Linked DNA regions of Homo sapiens: region 2 is linked to region 1. A link is a loop called in an ENCODE intact Hi-C map of the cell type or tissue named here. Cell type or tissue: A673. All regions are shown on one strand. Each heading gives the region's core, and the rest is flanking DNA. Links, peaks and the distances in the headings are about the cores only.

Evidence for each region. Peaks named below come from ENCODE experiments on the same cell type or tissue, not always from the same donor. Only the 100,000 strongest peaks of a DNase experiment are listed, where the experiment ranks them.
Region 2: a loop joins it to region 1, with 2.1 times the contacts of the local background. A loop is called at or near these places in 7 of 110 quality-filtered maps.

What each region holds. Positions count from the first base shown.
Region 1 is chr4:150,210,642-150,222,929 of GRCh38, reverse strand. It overlaps DCLK2 (doublecortin like kinase 2), which reads right to left. Exons shown (of 16, transcript NM_001040260.4): 6 at 2,152-2,227; 7 at 1,145-1,253. Among named protein-coding and RNA genes, the nearest start is that of DCLK2, 140 kb to the right of the region's middle. In A673, for the core only: a CTCF peak has its summit at 5,414; DNase peaks (open chromatin) are centred at 4,939 and 5,499.
Region 2 is chr4:150,098,812-150,111,099 of GRCh38, reverse strand. DCLK2 (doublecortin like kinase 2) reads right to left here. Exons shown (of 16, transcript NM_001040260.4): 2 at 8,288-8,622. Among named protein-coding and RNA genes, the nearest start is that of DCLK2, 27 kb to the right of the region's middle. In A673, for the core only: CTCF peaks have their summits at 6,054 and 6,256; no DNase peak of the experiment used is centred there.

The DNA.
Region 1 (12,288 bases), core at 1,714-9,713:
ATATTGTTTATAAAAAATCTGGAATAGGCAAAAGTAGGCTGATTGTGATTTTTTTTTTTTTTTTGAGACACAGTCTTGGTCTGTTGCCCAGGCTGAAGTGCAATGGCACGATCTCGGCTCACCGCAACCTCTGCCTTCCAGCTTCAAGTGATTCTCGTGCCTCAGCTTCCCGAGTAGCTGGGACTTCAGGCGTGTGCCACCCAACCTGGAATTTTTTTTGTTTTTTTTTTTGTTTGTCTTGTTTTTTGTAGAGATGGGGTTTCACCATGGTGGCTGGGCTGGTCTTGAACTCCTGGCCTCATGTAATCCACACACCTCAGCCTCCCAAAGTGCTGGGATTACAGGTGTGAGCTAGCCACCAGGCCTGGCCTGATTGTGATCTTAAACAGAGTCAGAGCTCATATGTCCTGAACTACTGGAATATTCCATTAAGTATTAACTGAGAGGGAGGATTGCTGTAGGGATTAAGCGATTTAATACAAGTACAGACTGAGAACAATGCCTGACACCGGTAAATATAGGAGATGTTCTTAAAAATGACTTATTCTTCTCATTCCTCTCTGGCTCATGATGAGACCTTATATATATCTCATCCCAAATGCACATAAAACAGTTTTATACTCTATGTATATACATAATATTTTTTTCCTGTGGGCATGCAAAATGGCTGATCCCTGCTGGATACAGTCACTCATGCCTGTAATTCCAGCACTTCAGTAGGCCAAGACAGGAGGACTGTTTGAAGCAAGGAGCCTAGGACCAGCCTGGCAACAAAGCAAGACCCTGTCTCTATTAAAAATTTAAAAATTAGCTGGGAGGCTGAGGTGGGAGAATCACTGGCACCCTGCAGATTGAGGCTGCAGTGAACTATGATGGTGCCACTGCACTCTAGCCTGGGTAACAGAGTGAGACCCTGCCTTTTTTTTAAATAAATAAATAAATAAATAAATAAACAAACAAACAAACAACAAAAGGAAAGAAATGGCTGGTCCCAAGGGCAGACTCAGGGAAAATGAAAGAGACTTTCCAGAAGGGCCTTTTTAAAATTAAGAATAAACTCCAAGGAAAACTGTATCTGTAGATGATACAGTTTTCATTATTTATCATTTTCATTATTCATTAATTATCCTCACTGTCCACTCACCTGTCTATACACTCTTTGACTACTGCAAAATTGCCATCACCAATGACCTTTCCAATTTTGTATTTCTCAAGAAGAGTTGATGATTCAGAGCATCTGTTTCCATTCACACCTGCAAAAAGGATAAATGCAAATTCTAAAGAAAACATCAGCATTTTATACAGATTCCTACATATTTGTAAAATAGTAAACTGCGATGCATTTATTTCTAAATCTATGGTGAAACTAAATAAAATATCTGCACACATTTCCTGAATAGAACACCTGAATCACCAATTTCCTTTTAACTTCGTTGGTTGAAATCAGAAACCTATAATCAATAAACCTAACAAATCCCTGAGATATCAGGTGAAATAAGTGATTAGCCTTAGGTAAAAAGGATATTTCACTAAAACTTATCCAAACTTTTTTGTCGATGTTCAAGAAAGGGGCAGGGGATATAAGATGATAGAAAAAGAAAAAAAAAAAAAACAAAGAAAGGAGAAGAGGATGGTGGTGGGAATTTAATCTTCAAAATGTCCAAGATTTCTCTTCAACATTTTCTAGTAGAGAAAATTCTACCCAGATAAGATAGATGCCTTGTTAAGGCTAATTCCTGGCTCAAAGCTTTCTCAAAAAGGTATGTGGGGGAAGGGTTAAGATCTGCCCACTTCTCACTACATGTCCCAGTGTCCAGCACACAGAAGACACCAAATCAAGAAAACACAGTTTTGTTATCTAATTGAGAGAAAGGAAATATATTTAGAAGTTGTGATCAGATCACCACAAAAATAAAAGAAGCCCAAGTCTAAAATCTGAAGCTTCAATAACCTAGTTAATGACAATGAGATTTTTCTTTATCTTGAAGTAACCCCCATCCCCGCCTCTTACTAAGGCCAAAGGGGCTGACAGGTGATGTGATCACATCCCTCTTTAGGAAGATCGTAATTTAGCACAAGTGAGTTTTAGGTGAGCACCAAGTCCCCATGCATGATTTCCTTTATCAAAGTAATGATCAGACTGAGAACTACCTTCAGGACTTATGCAACGGTCAAGCTCAGGTCCACCGTTTACATTGGAAGAAGATCTGCCATGAGCAGAAATCTGCTGAAAGAGGAGAATGACCATTATTTATCAGGATAATTTACAAATCCCTAGCTAACTAATCCGTTGACACACAAAATGCTTACAGAATGTAAAAATGTGTCACAGAAACCGAGGAGGCGTTCCCTTTCTTCTCATCTCACCTCTCTCCTTATGCACATCACATCAGTGCATTTCTTCCTTAGATATTTCATTCAGATTAGACATAAGAAAAATCATCAGTTACCTTTTTTTGAAATTATGTTATTTTTTACTTCCATAAAAGGAATCAAAAGACTCTATGGCATGATAGCTGGATAAGATAGTTATTAGTGGCACAATAAGGCTTAGAACTATAGATAATTCTAATGGTTCCAGGCTAACCATGTGACTCCTAGGAGTTTAATCATTTTATTTCCTCATGATAAATGACAACTGATGGACAACTGCAATTTTTCAAAATTTAATTTTTTTGTTGTTCTGTTTAATTTTCAGCTGCTAAAGTTGAAGGCAACTCCAAATCGACAGCACTCTATGGCAGAATGTTTAAAAAGCTACAGTGTTTAAAAACAAGGTCCAGAGAAGGGACATAAAAGGAAAGCCTAAAAGAAAATCATACCATTCTCTATTCCATTCCCCACCCACGGCCACCACCCTGGTCCAAGTCCTTCTCCGGCTTCACTTGGCATTGCATCAAAGGCCTCTTTAGTCACTCTCAGTCTCTCCCATTCCACATAGTATTGCCAGAGAAATTTTTCCTAAGAGTAGCTGGGATATCACCTCCAGGATTCAAAAACCCCAGTGTGTCTTTGTTACCAACATAATAACTCCAAAATCTTCAGCATGGCATTCGGGCCATGATCTGTCCCCCTACCTACTTGTCTAATGTGTTTCCCACCACTTGTTCTGATGCGTTTTATACTTACAATAATTCAATTTGCTTTTATCTTTCAAAAGTTACTTAAACTTTCCAAGTCTTCATTTTCTCCCCTAAAAATGGAGGTAGTAACAGTGCCCAACTCAAAGATTTGCTAGAGAATAAAAATTAGCTTATCCCTGTAAAATCACTTTGTCTCTGACACGTAACACTAACTCAATATTAGTTTATCAGTGCCTTTTCTTAAATCATCTAGCACAGAACCTTGAAATGAGTGATTAAGAATGTGGGCTTGGTGCGGTGGTGCACACCTATAATCCCAGCACTTTGGGAGGCCGTGACGGGTGGATCACCTGAGGTGAAGAGTTTGAGACCAGCCTGACCAACATGGTGAGACCCCGTCTCTACTGAAAATACAAAATCGCCCAGGCGTGGTGACACATGACTGTAATCCCAGCTACCTGGGAGGCATAAGAATCGCTTGAACTGGGAGGTGGAGGTTGCAGTGAGCTGAGATCGTACCACTGTGCTCCAGCATAGGCAACAAGAGCGAAACTCCTTCTTAAAAAAAAAAAAAAAAAAAAAAAAAAAGAATGTTTGTGAACTGTTGAATGTAAATGGCCATAAGAGACCTTTTGCTAAATAAAAGACAGGGTCTCATTCTGTTGCCCAGGCTGGAGTGCAGTGATGCAATCTTGGCTCACTGCAATCTCCACCTCCCAGGCTCAAGGGATCCTCCCACCTCAGTCTCCCAAGTAGCTGGGACTACAGGTATACGCCATCACACCCAGCTAATTTTTGCATTTTTCGTAGAGACAGGGTCTCACTGTGTTTCCCAGGCTGGTCTCGAACTCCTGGGCTTAAGCCATCTGCCTGCCTCAGCCTCCCAAAGTGCTGGGATTACAGGCGTGCACCACCATTTGGCCTGGCCAGCCAAATTCTTAATAGGAATAAAAATATGAACATGATTTTTCTGGAAAGTTGTATCTCAGAAGATAAAAAGATCTCTGCTAATCACTGCCTGCCCCAGAATAAAGTAACAGGGGAGGTGGAAAATCAATGGTCAGGAAGCATGGTGGACAGTGACCAGTGGACTCACATGTCTTAAATCTCACAGCCCAGGGCAACGCAGCCCCACATGGTCAGGCCACAGGCAGCTGGGTCAGGCATGGTGGGCAGGAACCACCGCCTCTCCCAGCACTTAGGCCTCAGGACTTTGAGCAGAGTGCAGGTCCCCACACTCACAGCTGAGGTCCTAAGACCTGTACCTGGGTCCCTGCTCTCCATGAAGCCTGCTTGTTCATCTGTCCTGGAAGCAGGTAATGGTCCTACAACAAGTCCCTTTCTTGAGCTAATTTGGGTAAGCACTGGTTTACTGCAAGCTGATGTGTTGTCTGAGTGAAGGACACTCATCACATCAGGAGGGGCTGAAACACAGGCATTTCTACTTCAATGTACATTTTCATGTGGATCAGTAACTAATCGAAGTGTTTATCAGTTGAGCTCCTGTGAACCATTGTAATTTTCCCAATGTTTATTTGATTAAACCTTCACTCCCACCCTACCCTGATCCCCTATATAGCTCAGCAATTACAAACCTGGCATATGTTGGGATTTGCGGGTGACATGGAGCAGGGAAAGAGACCAGGAAACAGGACAAGTGATGGAAGCCTGGTCTCCAGTGACTAAAAGAGAGTGGCACCTAGGCTGAAGCCTTGAGCCTCAGAAGGAACAGGGGGCCTCGTTGTGGGGGGAGGGGGGGCGGGGGAGGAGAGAGAGAGCGAGAGAGAGAGCGAGAGTGAGAGCGAGCAACAGCGAGCATGGCATGGGGCCAAGCGAAGGGCCACTTTCAAGTGTACCTAACAAAGCCTCCACTAAACACCAGGAAATGCAGCTTCTTAGCAAACAATAAGGGCAAGGACATTTTTCAAAGCTGTCAAATTAATATTTTTTAAAAGGTGTTAAGCCTCAAGCATTAAAACAAACAATTATGTAGCGTTAACAGGGATGACTTATCCAATTACTTAACCAAATATGTTTGTTTATTTGAAAATAAGCCTTTCCTAAAGAGAAGAAAAAAGCATGAAAAAATAAAGGGGATAGTTTTATTATAGTGCAGCTGAACAGAGAAACATAATTAGACACAGACAATTTTCTTTCTCCCTCTTCACTCCTCAGTAAAATCTACAGCAATGACTTGTGCTGTTTTAAGGGATAAGAAGATGAAGACACATCATTATTACTGCTCAGATGTTTACAACCTTATGAGGAGGGATAGGTGCACCTAAGCTTAATACCTTCAGTGAAACCTCTGCATTTCAGGATAGGTGCTGACGGTTACAAATGACTCTGAAGAGCCGTGAGAGGGAGCCATTTTGCTACAGCACAAATCTGAGCTTGTGTTTGAATCGCTCAGCTAGTGATTCAGTTCATTGGACCTCCCACTAATGAAGCTTGGCTTTCCAGAGGTAGAAGAAAAGCTGAGTATTCAGTAAGATCTCTGGACAGATCACTGGCAACTGTGAAGCATCTATTGTTAAATATAAGGCAAAGCATTCCCAGTGCCCTGAGAGACATGCAGACAAAGAGCAATGAAAACAGAGGAAATAAAGCTGTGACTTTGCAAAATTCTCATCATTTCCTTTGCAAAATGTGTATATTCCCTTGTCTCCTGTAAATGAATTACTCTCTTACTGAAGCAAGAATTGAATTAGTACCAGAGAGATCAAATATGGCATTCAAGATTAAACCCGTCCCATTTCTATTGTCAAACTAACAATTTCTATTAAAATCTCTTAAAATGCTAATGAGCATTCCTGCTTCCATCAGCAACTATGATGCTGAGACAGCACAAAGAAAGTGCCTAGATGCTGTATGCTAGTAGGGTCCTCCTCAACAAAGCATAATGGATGGCAGCATTTACGGTTTTTCAGGATGCCATTCATAATTGCCAACTGGTTCAGAAAGACAGCATTGTATTTAACAGTGGCAAGGGGGCGGGGGATATATTTCCTAATGAGGTCCTGATTCTGCTTGGCCAAGGAGGGAAGGTGACAGAAGAGAACCGTGAAGATGTTGCTGAGTGTCTTCTCTGGGATCTGGTGCCCCTGCACCACCTCGTCACTTCTCTGGCAGCAGTGGCTCCATTTTTATGAATAAGCAAGGAAGGGAAATGTGCAAGAATCCTCTTCTGCTAATAACTTTTTTTTTTGAGACGGAGTCTCACTTTGTCACCCAGGCTGGAGTGTAGCGGCACAATCTCGGCTCACTGCAACCTCCGCCTCCCGGGTTCAAGCGATTCTCCTGCCTCAGCCTCCTGGGTAGCTGAGATTACAAGCACCCGCCACCACGCCCGACTAATTTTTTAAATTTTTGGTAGAGACAGGGTTTCACCATTTTGGCCAGGCTGGTCTCGAACTCCTGACCTCAAGAGATCCCCTGCCTTGGCCTCCCAAAGTGCTGGGATTACAGGCATGAGCCGCTGCACCGAGCTGCTGAGAACTTTTTAAAAAAGACTTGAAAACAGAGCAGAAGATGCTTTACAATGCTCTCAACTGCTAGCATCATTTAAAGGCATTCATGGCTGATGAAGGACATCTGATGATGAGCAACACTCCAGTTTTCTGTTTTTAGCCAGGGAGTTATGTCAGAGGGTCCTATGGTAAACTTCTTTGATAAGCAGATTACCAAAATTTCTTCAAATTTGAAATTTAAGGAGAAATGTTAAGAACTGTTCTCTGTTCTGAAATAGGCAAGTCTCAAAAAAAAGTAGCAAGAGTGGTTACTTACTGCATTATGGCATATTATTGTTGACTTGAGTATAATGCTAGCTACCCTTGTGCTATACTGGTTTTCATCCATGTTCCTGGCTCATTAACTTCCACAGTCCTTGTTATAATGTTGGGATGCTTTAGGCCTCAGAAAACAATCTCTCTGACCTTCTCCTGCCCTCCTTTCACCTGCCTAAAGCAGGACTCTAATCTGACTGCAGTCATAAGACTGTCATTCCAGAGGAGGTCCTGCCCCATACCCTGAAGCCAGGAATGCTCTATAAAGAGGCTAAGAAAAAACAGAACAAACCGGCTTTGCTGGGCTTAGATCATACCCCTTTTTGTCCAGTCATATTTCTACAGGGTTGTCAATCATGCCTATGTAATGAAGCCTCCATAAAAATCCAAAAAGACAGGGTTAGGAACGCTTCTGGATAGCTGAGTATGTGGACGTTTCTGGAGGGTGGCATGCCCAGGGAGGCCATGGAAGCTATGCATGCCTTCCCCCATACCTCGCCCTATGCATATCTTCATCTGTATCCTTTGTAACATAATATCCTTTATAATAAATTAGTAAACACTTCCCTGAGTACAGTGAAGTGTTCAGTGAAATGCAAATTAATCAAACCCAAAGAGGGGTCATGGGAACTCCAACTTGAAGCTGGTCATTCACAAGTTCCAGAGGCCCAGACTTGCCACTGGTGTCTGAAGAAGGGGGTAGTTTTGGGGAATGGGCCCTCAACCTATGGGATCTGATGCTACCTCCAGGTAGATAGCATCAGAATTGAATTGGGAGGACACCCACCTAGTGTCTGCTATAGAACTGATTGTTCACTTGGTGGTGGAACGAAACTCATCCCCCACATTTGGTCACAAAAGTCTTCTTCTGTGCTTATTGTTTTTTTTGGTGTCAGAGCAGAATAAAAACATGGTTTGAGAAAGATTTTCCTTAATATTTCATTTTTTTTAATAAAAGGACAAACTTGAACAGAATCTAGGAAATATTTCTCTGTACTGAGTTGACTTTCTTGAATGCATTTTGGAAAATGGCATCACAATTCAAGTGGTAAATGGTCTATAAGTGTCAAGTCAGAAACATTTTCTTTCTTTTTTTTTTTTTTTTTTTGAGACACTCTGTCACCCAGGGTGGAGTGCAGTGGCACGATCTCTGCTCACTGCAACCTCTGCCTCCCAGGTGCAAGTGATTCTCCTGCCTTGGCCTCCCGAGTAGCTGGGATTACAGGCGTGTGCCACCACGCCTGGCTAATTTTTGTATTTTTAGTAGAGATGGGGTTTCATCATGTTGGCCAGGCTGGTCTTGAACTCTTGACCCCAAGTGATCCACCCACCTTGGCCTCCCAAAGTGCTGAGTTTACAGGTGTGAGCCATCGTGCCCGGCAGGTCAGAAACATTTTCTATGAAAGACCAGAAAGTAATATTTTAGGCTTCATGGGTCACAGGTTCTCTGTGGCAACTCTTTGGCTCTGCTGCTGGAGTATGAAAACGGCCATATATGAACAGATGAGCATGGATATGTTCCAATAACATTTATTCAGAAAAACAGGTGATTGGCTGAATTTGGCCAGCAGGCAAACTCCTGGTGAGCAAGAACTTTCTTAGGAAAGCTTTTCCTCCAAGATAATTCTTGCACTTTTAAACTCTAAAACAGAACAACCTTTAGGATATGGTTGTTGCTATAAAGCAGCCATTCTTTCCTCACATCTTAGAATCACATAGGAAGATTTCAAAAATTCTATTGTCAATCTGAATCCCAAGTTGATTAAAGAATCTCAGGTATCAGGATTTTTTAAAAGGTCTGCAGATGATCCAACATGCAGCCAAGGTTGAGAACATCTGTGGATGAAGTTTCTGGCAGCAATTTTAATTAACTGTTCAGCTACCATAATCTGTGTAAGTTCACTCTGTCACTCTAACCACTGCAAGTCATCTATAGCCAAACAATCTTGTCTTTGTAAGAAAAGGAAGGAGGACACCCACATGGTTTACTGAATCCTACTTTGTACCAAGTCATGAAGTGAGTATTTTGCATTGAATGAGTTAGGTATGGTCATCATCTCCATTGACCTGTGAAGAAATCAGAGCTTAGAGAGGTTATATAACTTGCCCATCACCACAGCAAATGTGGAATCAGAATCCAAACCCAGGGCTGACTCCAGAGCCCAAGAGCTTCTTGGCGATTCTCACACTGTCCTATCCTCTAAGTTTATGAGAAAAGTCCTGCAAGGCTATTGAACCAACTAAAGGAAGTCACCTAATTCTAGACTTGCTGATCAAAATATACACTATGGTATATCTAGAACATGTTTTATGATTATATAACTAGAGTAACATTCCTGTAATTCAGTCATATGATACACAAATTGATAAATTCACAGCCTTTCCTCAAATAGAATTTAAGATAAATTTTTTCTTTAAAAAGGTAACTTCTGAAGTTTACTGAATTTTTTTTTAAAAAAAAATACACTAGATAGTACTTGTAAATAGATTTGCATCATTGGCATTTTTGTGGGTTTTTTCAACATTAGGAACATTGTTTCCACTAACTAGAATAAAATCCAGTGTAAAGTATTATAAATGCTGAATTAGGAATGTATCCAAGAACAGAAACCTTTATTATTTTCATATTGGATTTCTGATAATTTGAAATACTTCAGTATGAGATATGAAAACAATCGGAATCAGCACCCAGAGGGTGGTAACACAGGCTGCATGCTTAGATTTGGTTTCGTTTGGCAAAAACAGTGGCACTTAAGACTTGTGGTTGGTTAACAGTGTTAAATAGAATCCACTGCCTGAACATGAATATGGCTTAAAACAACAGCCATCTCTACAGTCTATCAAAGGGGCAGTGTGGAGCCCAACTTCTGCTTTCCTGTTCTTCCAAATACAGAAACCACCACAGGTGACTACATGGCTTGCCAAAACCAGCAGAGAATCTCATCGCACCCCTCTGAGTAAGCCTTTCGAGTAAGGTGTTGGCTTACTGGATTGTGACCAACAGACAGGTGGTGTGACCATGCCTACTTGCTAAAAATACCTGCATGCTTTCACTGTGAGGTTTCACTGATTTCTAGGATGCCAGGGTGATGAGAGAGGTGTCTGCCTCTTCTGTTATAACTATGGAGGCTACTACAAGCAGCCACAATGACAATCTCTAAGTCTTTAACTCCATCCAGTTACCTATAATGCACTACCAAGAAGAATTTCTGGGCCCACTTTCATGAATAATGGGGCATTTAAGTTTAACACATATGCCAGTTGTATTCAAATGAAATTCTTACAATTGATCCTATTTATACACTGATTTACTTGGTAAACCCTCCCTGCATCCTCAGAAAGATAGGCTTCAGCCCAGGTGAGTCATTTACTTCCCAAGTGCACCAGATTTGACTGAGCAACTACAATGTGCAAATCACTGTCCTCAAAGTGTGAGATGCATTATGACTTATTTTGTTAGGGCACTTCAAAACTGCTTAGCCCCTCTTTTGGTTTTTGTTCTACAAAATCAATTATATGGAAAGATGAAGTCACCATCCATCTCTGGAGTAATGAGAAGTGGTCAGTTTCTTAGTATTGAAGGTTATCAACTAGTCTTAATTACAAAAGAAAAGCCAAAGCTCCAGGGAAAAGCAAAAATGTCTAAGGTCAGCAGCTACTGTGGATTTACATTTCACAGCTTCGAAAAGAAGTGTTCAAGTTCAGAAGGTCGAAGAGTTACATTTTAGCTCTGCCAGTCAGGATGAGATACTACCAGCCCTTTCATCACACTTCACAAATCTGGAAAATCTTTCACCACCAGCAGACCCAGGAGACATCATCAGATAAAATATCAGCACATCAGACAGTTCATAATCTCAAGATGTTGGATAATGTTCCAAATGTACTTTTTTCTTCCTTCTTTCAACCGGCAAGAATGCTCACAGCAGAGAGCCTCCAGGCATACACTTCAGCATCAAAACACGAAACATTTTATCCCTCAGTGTCCACAGATGTGCTGTGACTCTGAAGCCTGAAGTTACTATTGCCTTAAAAGTCTTAAACTGGAACATGAATGATGAATTAAAGTTCAGGGAAATGCTTTCTTCATCCATCTGGTAGCTGATGACACATTTACTACTCTTTATTGCCTATCTGTCCCAAAGAAAATGCTGTGATTTAAGCATAGCAAATATTCCTATGGGAAAAGTTATCAGCTAGATTGAAGAGACTCTGAGGAACTTGCACAGAGGGAACAGAAGATCATAGGTTGGGGTCAAGCAGAAAAATGGAGAATCAGGAAGACGAGCATTAAAAGAAGCAAACGAGGTCCACAGGGGTGGGATTCTAGGATTTGAAGAGAAGGAAAAAGAATGAGTAGGGAGTCAGCAGTCTGACGAACAAAAGGACTGGAAGGAGAACAAAGCAATAAAATTGATGGGGTGAGACTCTGGCAGCCCTCAAAAAAGAGGATGGACAGGAAGGTTGGAAAGGACAGGATGAGGAAGCCAGACCAGCCCAGGGCAGAAATTTTGAGTGGCTGATAAAGAGATGAAAATGGAGAGAAGGCTGGTGTGACTGCCAGACTCCACAATAGCCCTCATGAGCCCCAGCTCCCGTTTCTCATGCCCTTGTGATGTCTCTCCCCATGCTGAGTTGGGCTGGTGTGTGACCACCAAGATATTATGGAAGAGATGGGGTCTGGCTTCCAAGGCTAGGTCACAGAATGGACAGCTTCTGTATGGCACTCTCTCTCTCTCTCTCTCTCTTATCACTTGGTTCTGGGGAAAGCCACCTGCTGTGTTCTGAGGAAACTCAAGCCAACTTACAGAGAGGTCCACATGGCGAGTAACCGAGGCCTTCTGCCAACAGCCAGCACCAGCTTGCCAGCAAGTGAATGAGTGACTACAGAGGGGGATCCTCCATTCCCAGTCAAGCCTTCAGGCGGCTACAGCCCTGGGACGCGTCTTGACTGCAACCTCATGAGAGATCTTGAGCCAGAACCACCCAGTTAAGCTGCTCCTGAATTTCTGACCCGTAAAAACTGTGTGTGAAAATAAATTTTCTACTTCTTTTGTTTTAAGCTGCTAAATTTTGGGATAACCTTTTTCTTTCTTTCTTTTTTTTTTTTTTTGAGACAGAGTCTTGCTCTTGTCACCCAGGCTGGAGTGCAATGGCGCAATCTCCGCTCACTGCAACCTCTGCCTCCTGGGTTCAAGTGATTCTCCTGCCTCAGCCTCCCAGGTAGCTGGGACTATGGGCACATGCCACCACACCCAGCAAGTTTTTCTATTTTTAGTAGAGATAGGGTTTCACCATTTTGGCCAGGCTGGTCTCAAACTCCTGACCTCAGGTGATCCACCCACCTCGGCCTCCCAAAGTGCTAGGATTAAAGGCGTGAGCGACTGTGCCTTGCCAGAATAACCTTTTTTCTTTTTTTC
Region 2 (12,288 bases), core at 2,751-10,750, 110 kb after region 1:
TGTGGGAATGTATCTTAGTACAACCTCTATGGAAAACAGTACAAAGCCTTCTTAAAGAACTAAAAGTAGATCTACCATTTGATCCAACAACCTCACTACTGGGTATCTACACAAAGGAAAAGAAGCCATTATATCAAAAAGACACTGCATGTGTATGTTTATCATAGCACAATTCACAATTGCAAAGACATGGAACCAATCTAAGTGTCCATTAACCAATGAGTGGATAAAGAAAATGTGGTATATATACACCATGGAATACTACTCAGCCATAAAAAAGACTGAAATAATATCTTCTGCAGCAACCTGGATGGACCTAGAGGCCATTCTTCTACCTGTAGTAACTCAGGAATAGAAAACCAAATAGTGTATTTTCTCACTTTTAAGTGGGAACTAAGCTATGGGAACACAAAGGCATACAGGATGGTAAAAAGGACTTTAGAGACTCAGAAGTGGGGAGGGTGGAAGGGGGTAGGGGATTAAAAAACTACATATTGGGTACAATGTACACTACTCAGGTGACGGGCGCAATAAAATCTCAGACTTCACCACCATACAATTCATCCATGTAACCAAAAACCACTGTGTCCTAAAAGCTACTGAAATTCAAAAATGCACATATTAAAAAAAAAAGCACTAACATAATGCCTGGCATAGTAAGCTATTAGTTGTTATCTATTACCTAATTAAGCTGTTAGCTATTACTCTACACATTGTCAAATACATATGTAACAAAATTAATATTGTGATAACCATTATTATAATCCAAGAAAAATACATTTTATAACAAAATTTGGTAGTGCGTAAAATTTCAGCTTAATAACTAATTTTAACACTATCTTTATGCTGCATGCATTACTCCCCTTAGACATCAAATGAATAATTGAGGAAACAAGAGAGTTTGCAGTGATGTCATTTTTATCCCACCTACACTTTACATTGCATAATTTGTTGGAAGCTAAAATTGTTTCTCCTAAATATCTCTTCTAATTTGCAACTGACAGGATTTTAGTGTTTTCCTCCAGTTTCCCATTAAAAGGGAGAAAATATTTAAGGTCAAAGGAAATTGCTTTACAACGGATATCAAAATGCAAGCTTAAAAAGAAGAGGGATATCTAAACATTTCCTTCTTTCTTCACACTTTTCAGATTACTCTTTAAAAAGGGGTTCATCAAAAGTGAAGATTTAAGCCCTACCTCCCTCCACCTTTTGTTTTAATTTAAGGTAAGTCACCTTAGATCAGGAATCAAAGAACAAAATAACATTTTCCCTCCCTTTCTATACTTGCATTTCCTGCTGAACAGAAATATCCTACTAGTTGCTCTTAGTCTGTTGATTCTTGGTTGGGATAAATTTTCCATTGCTTGAGGCAGACCAGGGCTACCCACACTTTGCAAGTGCGAATGTATTTAGTAAGACAAAACTCAGTTGTCTAGATTTCTATCATCTACAAAAGGAAATGCAGCCAGGCATGGTGGCTCACGCCTGCAATCCCAGCACTTTGGGAGGCCGAGGCGGGCGGAACACGATGTCAGGAGATCGAGGCTATCCTGGCCAACATGGTGAAACCCTGTCTCTACAAAAAACACACAAAAAAATTAGCTGGGTGTAGTTGCACGTGCCTGTAATCTCAGCTACTCGGAAGGCTGAGGCAGGAGAATCGCTTGAACCAGGGAGGCAGAGACTGCAGTGAGCCGAGATCATGCCACTGCACTCCAGCCTGGCGACAGAGCCAGACTCCGTCTCAGAGAAAAAAAAAAAAAAGGGAAATGCATGCATTGGGAACAGGGTGAGAATTAAAACCAAATTCTGTCCTTACCTACTTTAAGGAAAAATTAAAACAAGGTTAAATAAATTGTAGAAAATGTTTATGAATACTTATCAACAATTTGACTTTTATGTAGCAATTTTTGAAAAGAGATTGCTTTATCTAAATATGGTTAGGTGATTCAAAACAAATGAACCTTCACTAGAAAATGTGATTCCAGAAAGGTAAAGTACAAAATAAATATTATTTATGTTATGGTAGCTATGAAATAGCTAAACTTTTTAAAAAGTGAAGATGGGAACCTTCATAAACTCTAATATGACTGATAAGAGCAGGCACTCCAAGGAGTTGCCATGTTCCCCAAAGAGGACCCGCTGCATGTGAGCATCCTAAGGCTGGCAGTGGTCCCAAAGTCTGGAAGTGTTTTACCCCTAAAGCATCAACTGCAAGCAATTTCTGGGTCTGTTTTGCCTCTGCCCATGACAAGAATCAACTTGTTCCAAAATTCCACAAAATATGTTTCTTTTATGTTGAAACTCTGCTGTTTCTGGGAAAGCTAAAAGCTAGAATTTTTTTTTACACATGTGGACAAAAGCTATATTTGGACCTTTTCATCTCTCAACAGAATACAGGCATTAAAAAAAATTCTCCTTGCTGTATTTTATTATGAGAATGTCACTCTTTCAAAAAATTTAAAAAGTAAATTTGTTTTCCTATACAATCCCTTTAACTTAAAAGTGCAAGAAGGTTTTATTTATTTTTATTTTATTTATTTTTTTAATTTTTTTGAGACAGAGTCTTGCTCTGTCGCCCAGGCTGAAGTGCAGTGGCGAGATCTCGGCTCACTGCAAGCTCCGCCTCCTGGGTTCATGCCATTCTCCTGCCTCAGCCTCCCGTGTAGCTGGGACTACAGGCGCCCACCACCACGCCCAGCTAATTTTTTTTGTATTTTTAGTAGAGACGGGGTTTCACTAAAACCCTGTTTCAGTGAAAACTAAAGGTCAGGAGATTGAGCCAGGATGGTCTCAATCTCCTGACCTCATGATCCACCCGCCTCAGCATCCCAAAGTGCTGGGATTACAGGCGTGAGCCACTGCGCCCGGCCAAGAAGGTTTTATTTTTAAAAACATTTAAGTGAAGCATTTAATCAAAATTAATTACAAGTTAAAATAAAATTACTTTAAGTGGAGAATAACCATGACTCCTCTTTACAGATCATGTTTTCTGGTCATCACATCTATAAACATAGGTTATATATTTTGTTTTTAGAAAATCAGTAACCATGATATCACTTTTAAGTACAGTACTTGAAAACTCATGAGATTAAATGATTCCTTACACTTCACATTCATTCATTTTTTGAGTCAGGATCTCACTCTGTCCCCAAGGCTGGCATGCAGTAGTGAGATCATAGCTCACTGCAGCCTCGAACTCCTGAGCTCAAGTAATCCTCCTGCCTCAGCCTCCCTAGTAACTGGGACTACAGGCAAACATCACCATGCCCAGCTAACCTTACACTTCACTTTCAATTCTCAGTAAAACCATTTGGGATGTCTTTATCTAATCCCCTGCAAAGCTGTACTACTCAGTCATATCTCAGCCTCACACAATGAAGACAAATAGATTTAAATCCAAGACAATAAAGACAACAAACTGGCTGGGTGTGCAGCATCTCATGCCTTTGTCCCAGTACTTTCAGAGGCCAAGGTAAGTGGATCGCTTGAGCCCAGGAGTTCAAGACCAGCCTGGGAAACACAGGGAAACCCAATTTCTACAAAAATACAAAAATTAGCCAGGCATGGTGTCATGTGCCTGTAGTCCCAGCTACTCAGGAACTTGAAGTGGGAGGATCACTTGAGCCCAGGAGGTCAAAGCTGCAGTAAGCCGAGATCGCCATTGCCCTTTAGCCTGGGTGACAGAGTGAGATTCTGTCTCCAAAAAAAAAAAAAAAAACAATAACCAAAAAAACCCTACAAACCATGACATTCTAACAATCTTGCATCAATCACATAAATAGATAAGAAATAGACAGAGAGACTATCAGGACTTCTAGAAATTCTGAAATAAAGCTTAGCATATGGCCTAATAACACAGTTAATATTTATTCAAACAAGCAGCACTTTCTTTTGAATCAGCTCACTTACTCTACACCAGGATTTCTGAATCTCAGCACTGTTAATATCTTGGACAAGAAAGGATGATGTCGTGGCTGTCCTGCACGTTGTAGGATGATGGGCACCATGCCCAGCTTCTACCCACCGGATGCCAGTGGAATCCCCAACCCCAGCTTCAACAATCAAAAAATGACTTCAGACAGTGCCATACATGCCCTAGGGACAAAACTGTCCCTGGTTGAGAATCACTGCTCTACACTAAAGAAAACCCAAGAATTAATACAGACAAAGTCCTAAATATGATTTTATTTGAAGTGATTTTATAAACAGACATAAAATTTAGTTAGTTTTAATAACGAAGTCAGACCTTGTAAATGGAGTCATTGCTAGTGGCAAGATGTGTTCACCCATTTTGAAGGAAGAAAAGATTCAAGGGACACTGTTTTAGCCCCATAAATGCTACTGGCACATGACACACCATCATGTCTTCAATCAGAAACATGTTCAAACTCAAAGGATAACCAGCCCCTTAAAACTCTCACACAGGTGTCATGATGCAGTCAGTGACTGTTCATGGTGAATTGCCTAAAAGTTATTTAATTTCTATCCTTGTGTTGACGATCAGGAAAATTTTAAATGAAAACAACCAATCTGGGTAGGAAGCAACCAGGAAAAAATAAAATTTAGGCAGACAGTTTACAATTTTGTACACAGACAACTTATCAACGGATCTTAGTTCCTTTCTCATTCCTTTCTCTTCATCTAAGGAAAGGTGTCCTTTCCTTGAGAATTCTCAGAATGCTGATAGTTTTACATACATGTAGAATTGCTTCTTGGCCTTTTGGCCAAGATCAAGCATGCATACCCATAGAAATTTTTTTATTAAAAAAAGATCAAAATGAGCACTGCTCATTTAAAGGTTTGCAGATGTCATAGTATCTTTATACTTATATCAACCAAAAACAGACTTGAAGTTTTGAAGATTAGCGAGTTCACCTATATAGTACAACATGGACTCAGCACTAAGAAAACTATAGCTTTTAAGAATACCCGGTTCGCTGAAAATGCAATATCCAATGTTGTGTTTATCAAAAATTAAATCTAATTTTTCCAAAGAAATATTTTACTTGAAAGTCTTAAAAGATCTTTTTTTGGCACATGAAAAAATAATTAACTCATAATGTGTATGAATTTCTAAAATCTGAGATCAGTCTTTTCTTTTTCAGTGCTTGAGTTTTTGTTTTTGAGCAGATATGAGGAAGTAGTAGTGGATATCAGAACAGCAAATATTCAATTTCTGATGGCAAGTATAATCTTGTTTCCTTCTGAATTAGCTTTAAAAAAATACTTCTGCTGCTACTTTTCTTTAACTGTACAAAGAATTGAAAACATATTACATGGAATTTGTTTCTTGCTTTTTCCATTTAACATTTTCTCATGTCTTTAAATATTACTCCAAACATAATTTTCAATGGCCAGTACATATGAATTCCATGGTAATATAACAACTATTTTCTACTTTCAATTTTTTGCTTTTATGCTGGGATGAAATTTTTATGTGTAATTATGTTTGCATGTCAGGTCATTTAGGATAAATTGCAAAAGTTAATATACTAGTTCAAATAGTAAGAACATCTGTATAGTTATACATATTAACAAAATGCTTTTCATAAAGCTTATGAATTTTACACTTCCATCACCATTTGAGAATACCAATTCACTGCATATTCAAAAACACTGAACATTTTCTTTAAGAGCTTGTCAGTTTTAAATATTAAAACATCTCACTTGTTTAATTCACCTTTTTGTGAAACAACATTTTTTAATGTTCACTAATTCTGTCTTTTCAAATTGTTTAGACTTTTATTCATCTTTTTCATTGTAGCATTTGTCTTTTTCATATTAAATTACTAAACTCAATATTAAAGCATATAAACCCTTGCTTGGCATCCAGAAATCTTTCATTTTTATGTTGTCCATTCAACCTTACACTTTGTGATTTTCCCATTACGTTATGCTTAGAAAATCTGTTCCCATTTCAACATAACTATTGACATACTTTTAGTCCTTTTGTTTCATTTTGACATCTATATTTCTAACACACCTGGAATTTATTTTTGGTGTGGTATGAGAATGATGATTTAGTATCTGGTAGCATGAAAGCCCATTAATTATTATTTCCAAAATTTTCCTATTTTTCCAGATTAAATTCAAAAATCATTTTGTTAGGTTCCCCATCTACCCCTCCTAAAAAGTCTCATTTAGATTCTTACTGAAATTCTAGTAAAATATAAATAAAAATCAGAAAGAATGTATAGAAGAATGTTGAATACTGGCGCCATCATCAGGCATCCTTATCTTGGACCTGTCATAGAAATACTTCCAGTGTTTATTTACTTTGTAATACATTGGCTTGTTGTTTCAGATAGAAATTTTTTTTTTAGTGTAATTTTAAAAAATCACCCATTTTTATTACTAAATATTTAACTGAATATAGAGTATTTTATCAAAGGCCTTTGCAACATCTGTTTGGGATTATGAATATGTGCTATTGTGCTTTATCCTATAGATCTCATGAATAAAGAAGTTTCTCAATAGTAAGCCATCCTTTAAATACCAGCATAAGTCCTATTCATCACACTGTATTGTTTTGAAATGTTGATTTTTAGTTGCATGTGCTTTAGTTAACATTTTTACATCTATAGTCTGGAACCTTTTTAAGGATAATTTTTTTGATAACTATTTAAATTTCAATGGTTACTATTTCAATTAGATATTTGAATTAGATGCTCGATTTTTTTTTTTTTTTTTTTTTTTTTTTTTAGGAGATGTGGTCTTTTTTGTCACCAGCACCCAGGTTGGAGTGCAGTGGCACAATCATAGCTCACTGCAGCCCGAAACTCCTGGGTTCAAAGGATCCTCCCACTTCAGCCTCCCAAGTAGCTGGAACTATAGGAGTGCACCACCACACCTGACCACAACTTCTTTTATTTCACCTATATTTTCCCTGAATGTCATTCATTTGGGGATTTCCAAACTTGAGCTCTAATTTTTCAAATCACATCTGTATTTACTGTTTATATGCCTTTTTCCCCTAAATTGGTGAGTTTAGATTTTTTTCTTTGGTTAGGTATCTTAAATTTTTGTCTCTATATGTGTCTTCCCTGTGCCCATCAAGAATCAACTATTTGATTTGTCAAATACCTTTTTCCTGTAGCCTAATTTATTTTTCCTTACTTGCAGAGTAAATCTTAAGGTGTTTTGTGTTGTACTGTGCTATTAACTAAATTATATGAAGTGTCTATCATCATTCACACATATTTGGGGGCAGGCGGCTATGAGGTACTATATACCTTATTAATTAATTAGAAATGTTATTCTAATTTTACCATAATCTACTGGAATCTTTAGAACGTATTTTTAAAAAATTGCTAATGTTTCAGCAAGCACTGTACTAACTAGATCTGGTCTTAGAAAATTGGAGACTAATTTGATTGTGTTTTTCCCAAAGACACTGCTCAATGTTTTATATTATTCATTCTCAGCACTTCAAGAGCAGAACACTTCAAAATAAATTAAGTATGTTACAGGGAAGAGGCAAAATGGAACAAAGAAACAAATTTAATTTTGGAAACTATAATTTTAATACAATGTAAATATAAACAATTTAACTTTATGGAATTTGGGGGAAAATACACTTCAGAAGCCAAGCTTCTTTTTAGCAATGATAATCTGATTGTAGCAAAATTCAACACTTACCTAACGGCTATTCATGTGTTTTTGCAATATGCCAACTTTTTTTGTCCCTTAGGTTCCCTGATACATTGTTGCCATAATTTTAATTGCTTTTTCCTGTGCAATTTTTCATTTTTCAAAAATGCTCACTAATTACCTCCATTGCTCCCTATGAAACTTTTACAGACATTCCTATAAAAGTACTTTCTTTTGAAATACATTTTCCCTATTATATGTAAGTGGGGAAGAAAAGGTTTTTCTAAGAATGTTAAATACTTTTAATTTTGACTCCTGTGATACCCAAGTCCATAATGACTTTACAAATCAACAGTTATTCATAAATAGATGACATGCCATTTAACGTAGGATGTCTCCTCAACTTATACTTTTCCCTCAGAAATTTACATTTTCCTTCCAATAACCAAAAGAAGTATATGATAGACTTCTCTATAATCACTTTTGAGGTACTTAAGTCGCTTACATTTTTCACAAAAATGGTTAATTTTACATACATACACACACACACACATACACACACACACACAATCTCAAGTATGACTCCCAGAAGGATTTCTAGCACACTACTAAATTTCTATTGTTGACTATGTAGCCACCATGGCACAGGGAGTTTAAAAGTCAGATGGAGAGCTGGGAGCTAGAAGCATCTTACCTGCTTTCCATCCAGGGTGCAGAGCCTCTTGACGACTCCTGAGTCTAGTTTAATGGCTTCGGTGATATCTGTTAAGACTTGTTCAAAGGAATGAGCAGTCTTTTTATTCAGAAGGATCCGCACGGCTTTTCTAGGCTTCACTCCACTTCGAATCACAGTCACTAACTTGGGTTTGATGAAATCTTTACTTTCTTTTACTTCACTTTTCACAGAGGAGGCAGCAGCCAGCGCTCGGGATGTCCCACCCTTGATGTTCACAGACCAGTTTGGATTAATATTTTTGGTGTAATCGACTTTACGAAATGGTTCATTGGATGCACACACGTAACTCTCACCTAAAAAGCAAAATTTGATTTTATTAGCATGATTATCTCTATCATAGAAGCATTTGGTCTAAAGAACAGATGCTGGAAACCCATTAAGTGAACCCTTAACCTTAGTGGGTTCACTAAAAGGGGATGTTCACCCTTTTCCTTTGGCATTCTCCCACCTTCCTTTCTTTTAAATAGTCTAGATTGGTTTTGAGAGAATAACAAGGATTACAGGGTGAGAAGCACTGGACCAAATATGTTGACCAAATGTGCCACCTTGGATAATTCATTTCTCCACATTTTGGTCCTCAGTATCATTAGCAATAAACTGAAGTGGATGAACCAGTTGAATTCTAAAGTACTTCCTGATTCCCCAAACCTCCTATTTACTAATTAGTTTTAGAAATCTCATTCTGGTAGAAATAATTATATCACAACATATTGCTATAAAGAAATACAAATATATTTCTTCCAATTATAGATTTCAGCCCTAATCAAAGAATAATCACAACATCTTCACATAGCTGACTCAATTATACTCAGGTACAAGGTCACTTATTAAATTAATGAAGCACCACAAACATTATGGAAGAGTTCTGGCAGCTAAAAGAAATATACCTCAGCTACTTTTCTTCTTACAGAATGTAAATTTAAAATAACTATTGTTTAAATATACGCTTTTCTGTATCTACTTAAATAGGAGAGGACCTGAAGTAGTTAAAATGATGTGTTCATTACTCATGAAACCTTCTGCTTAATTTTTATTAAGTACAACATAAGAGCTATATTATTTGCCAAGTGGCTTATTAATTCAATGTTTACTGATATTTTAAGTTCCAAAATTTCCAAAAATTATATGTTGAGATACCACAATTTTTCTTTTAGGAAAGTCAGAATCACCCAAGGTTTTTATACTCTTGACTTTTTGACATACAAGATAAGAGGGTTATACTAAGGTTTTTCTAAAAAGAATCCATTATTTTTTCACATATTCAGTATAACACTCATCGTTAACAATATTAACATGAACCTTAAATATTATAAATACTTAAAACAGAAGTAACCCAAATAGTGAAAGAGAATTCCCGAGAAAAACCTATTAATATCCATATTATATTTAACTATTATCATAATGTTCTTGAAATCCTGATTAATGGAGAATTGTACAGTCTCCGAAGGCACATGAATAATTCAGTGACAGATAAGGCATACAAGAAGATTTTATTTTTATTTAATTAATTTATTTATTTTGAGACAGGGTCTCTGTTGCCCAGGCTGAACTGCAGTGGCGCAATCATGGCTCACTGCAGCCTCAACCTCCTGGACTCAAGTGATTCTCCCACCTCAGCCTTCCAAGTAGCTGGGATTACAAGCACATGCCACTATGCCTGGCTAAATTTTTGTGTTTTTAGTAGAGACAGCGTTTTTATTATGTTGCCCAGGCTGGTCTTGAACTCCTGTGTTCAAGCGAGTCACCCACCTTGACCTCCCAAAGTGCTGGGATTATAAGGCATGAGCCACCATGCCTGGCCCCAAGAATGGCTTAAAAAGAGAAGCAATGTCTTCTATTTAAGGGTATAATTAGGGCACTGCCCAAGATAACTGGGGAACCAATCACAGGCTTTAACACCATTTCTACACCAGTAAAGTGAAATCTAGCCCAACCACCACCGTTTAGAGATTTTTCATCTCTGTAGGCTTATCTAAATCATTTTTCACAGTATGATCATCTGGGAAAATGTCATATAATTTCAAAAACAGTTATCAATTTAATAAAATATAACTATAACCACACATATGCATTAATGGGCAAAACAGAATTTTGCTTTAACTTTATAGAGAAAGTAACTCTCACATCAAAAAGCTCTTACTATTTTTATCTATCATAAAACTTTAATTCTATTTTCGATTCAAAATATAAGATGGAAGAGAAAAAAGAATCTTAGCAAAAGAAGGTAATTTTTTTTAAAAAGGGCAGGGATAAGTAGTAAGTCAGCTGGGGGAAAGCCTGTCCCAACATAAAGAGTAACAATGAAAAAAGAAACAAAACAAGAGCAGATTTCATATATCAGATTTCCTTGGTCAACCTGTTTCTACACAGTTGACATATCCACAAGGAGAGATGCTTCCTAAATTTCTCTGCATTTTGTTTCCTTACACAAGTTCAGAATGTTAGAATGAAGTAGGTAAAGGAAGCTCCTTAATTTGCTTTTGTGCAATTACAGATAAATTTTAATTCCTTCCCATTCTCCCTTCTTCCTTTCATAATGTTTCCATTAAAAATTTGTAGGCTGGGCATGGTGCCTCATGCCTGTAATCTCAGCACTTTGGAAGGCCAAGGCAAGAGGAATGCTTGAGGCCAGGAGTTCAAGACAGGTCTGGGCAACATAGCAAGATCCTGTCTCTACTAAAAATACAAAAATTAGCAGGACATGGTGGCACACATCTGTAGTCCCAGCTTCTCAGGAGGCTGAGACAGGAGGATCACTTGAGCTCAGGAGTTCAAGGCTACAGAGAGATATAATCTCACCACTGCACTTCAGTCTGGGCAACAGAGCAAGATCCTGTCCCCATAAAGCAAACAAACCAAACTTGTAGACTAGTTCCATCATAAACTTGTATTAAAGTTTTGAGGCAGGCTGGCAAATGCCTACAAGGTTAACAAATGCCTACAAGATAGGGCTCTCTACATCCATGGCAGACACAAATAACAGTTCAATAGCCTCACCCTCTTCTCTGCACCCATGGCCCTGTTTTCTTTAAGCCTAGACAACTCATTACAATGTACACTGAGTGCCTACTATGCACAAGCTCTCATGTTAGGTGCTGACACGGTATGAAACCCACTTTAGTAATCTTGGCATTCAACATTACAGCACATAGGTTCAGCACATGGTTTTAGTGTTTCTGTGTACTGGCCACACAAACCCCTAAAGTATAGATGTCATATACCTTGACGACAACAGCCATCAAGGTACCCAAGCTAGCTTGTCTTATAATGTCCCCATCCAAATCAAACAATCTGCAGATTGTAATTTTGTCTCTTATATAGATTTGCCTACAAGGAGAGAATATGCTGACAAAAGAACTTAAGATGTTGGTTCCCTGGGCAGTTAGTTACAACTCTCGATGTTAATCCATCAGGTTGAGTGCAACGGCCCATGCCTGTAATCCCAGCCCTTTGGGAGGCCGAAGAGGGAGGATCCCTTGTGCCCAGGAGTTCAAGCTCAGCCTGGGCAACACAGGGAGACCATGTCTCTACTAAAAAGAAATCAATAATCATTCTTGGTTAGATACTATGCACCTGCAAGATTGATTAGAAGCGATTAGCCTCCCCCTACACAGATTCTTGGTACTGTAGGGATTCTTGTTTAAGATTCGTGACTCCCTTGCCAACTTGTAGGTCTCCCATTTCTTCCATTCTCACAAGGACATAGCTGAAAAAGTACATCCTGCATCCTACAGTATTAAATCTTAATGTACCAATATAAAAATAACAGTGTGAGAGGCCAGGCACGGTGGCTCATGCCTGTAATCCCAGCACTTTGGGGAGCCGAGGGAGGTGGCTCACCTGAGGTCAGGAGTTTGAGACAGCCTGGCCAACACGGTGAAACTCCGTCTCTGCTAAAAATATAAAAATTAGCCGGGTGTGGTGGCGGGCGCCTGTAATCCCAGCTACTCAGTAGGCTG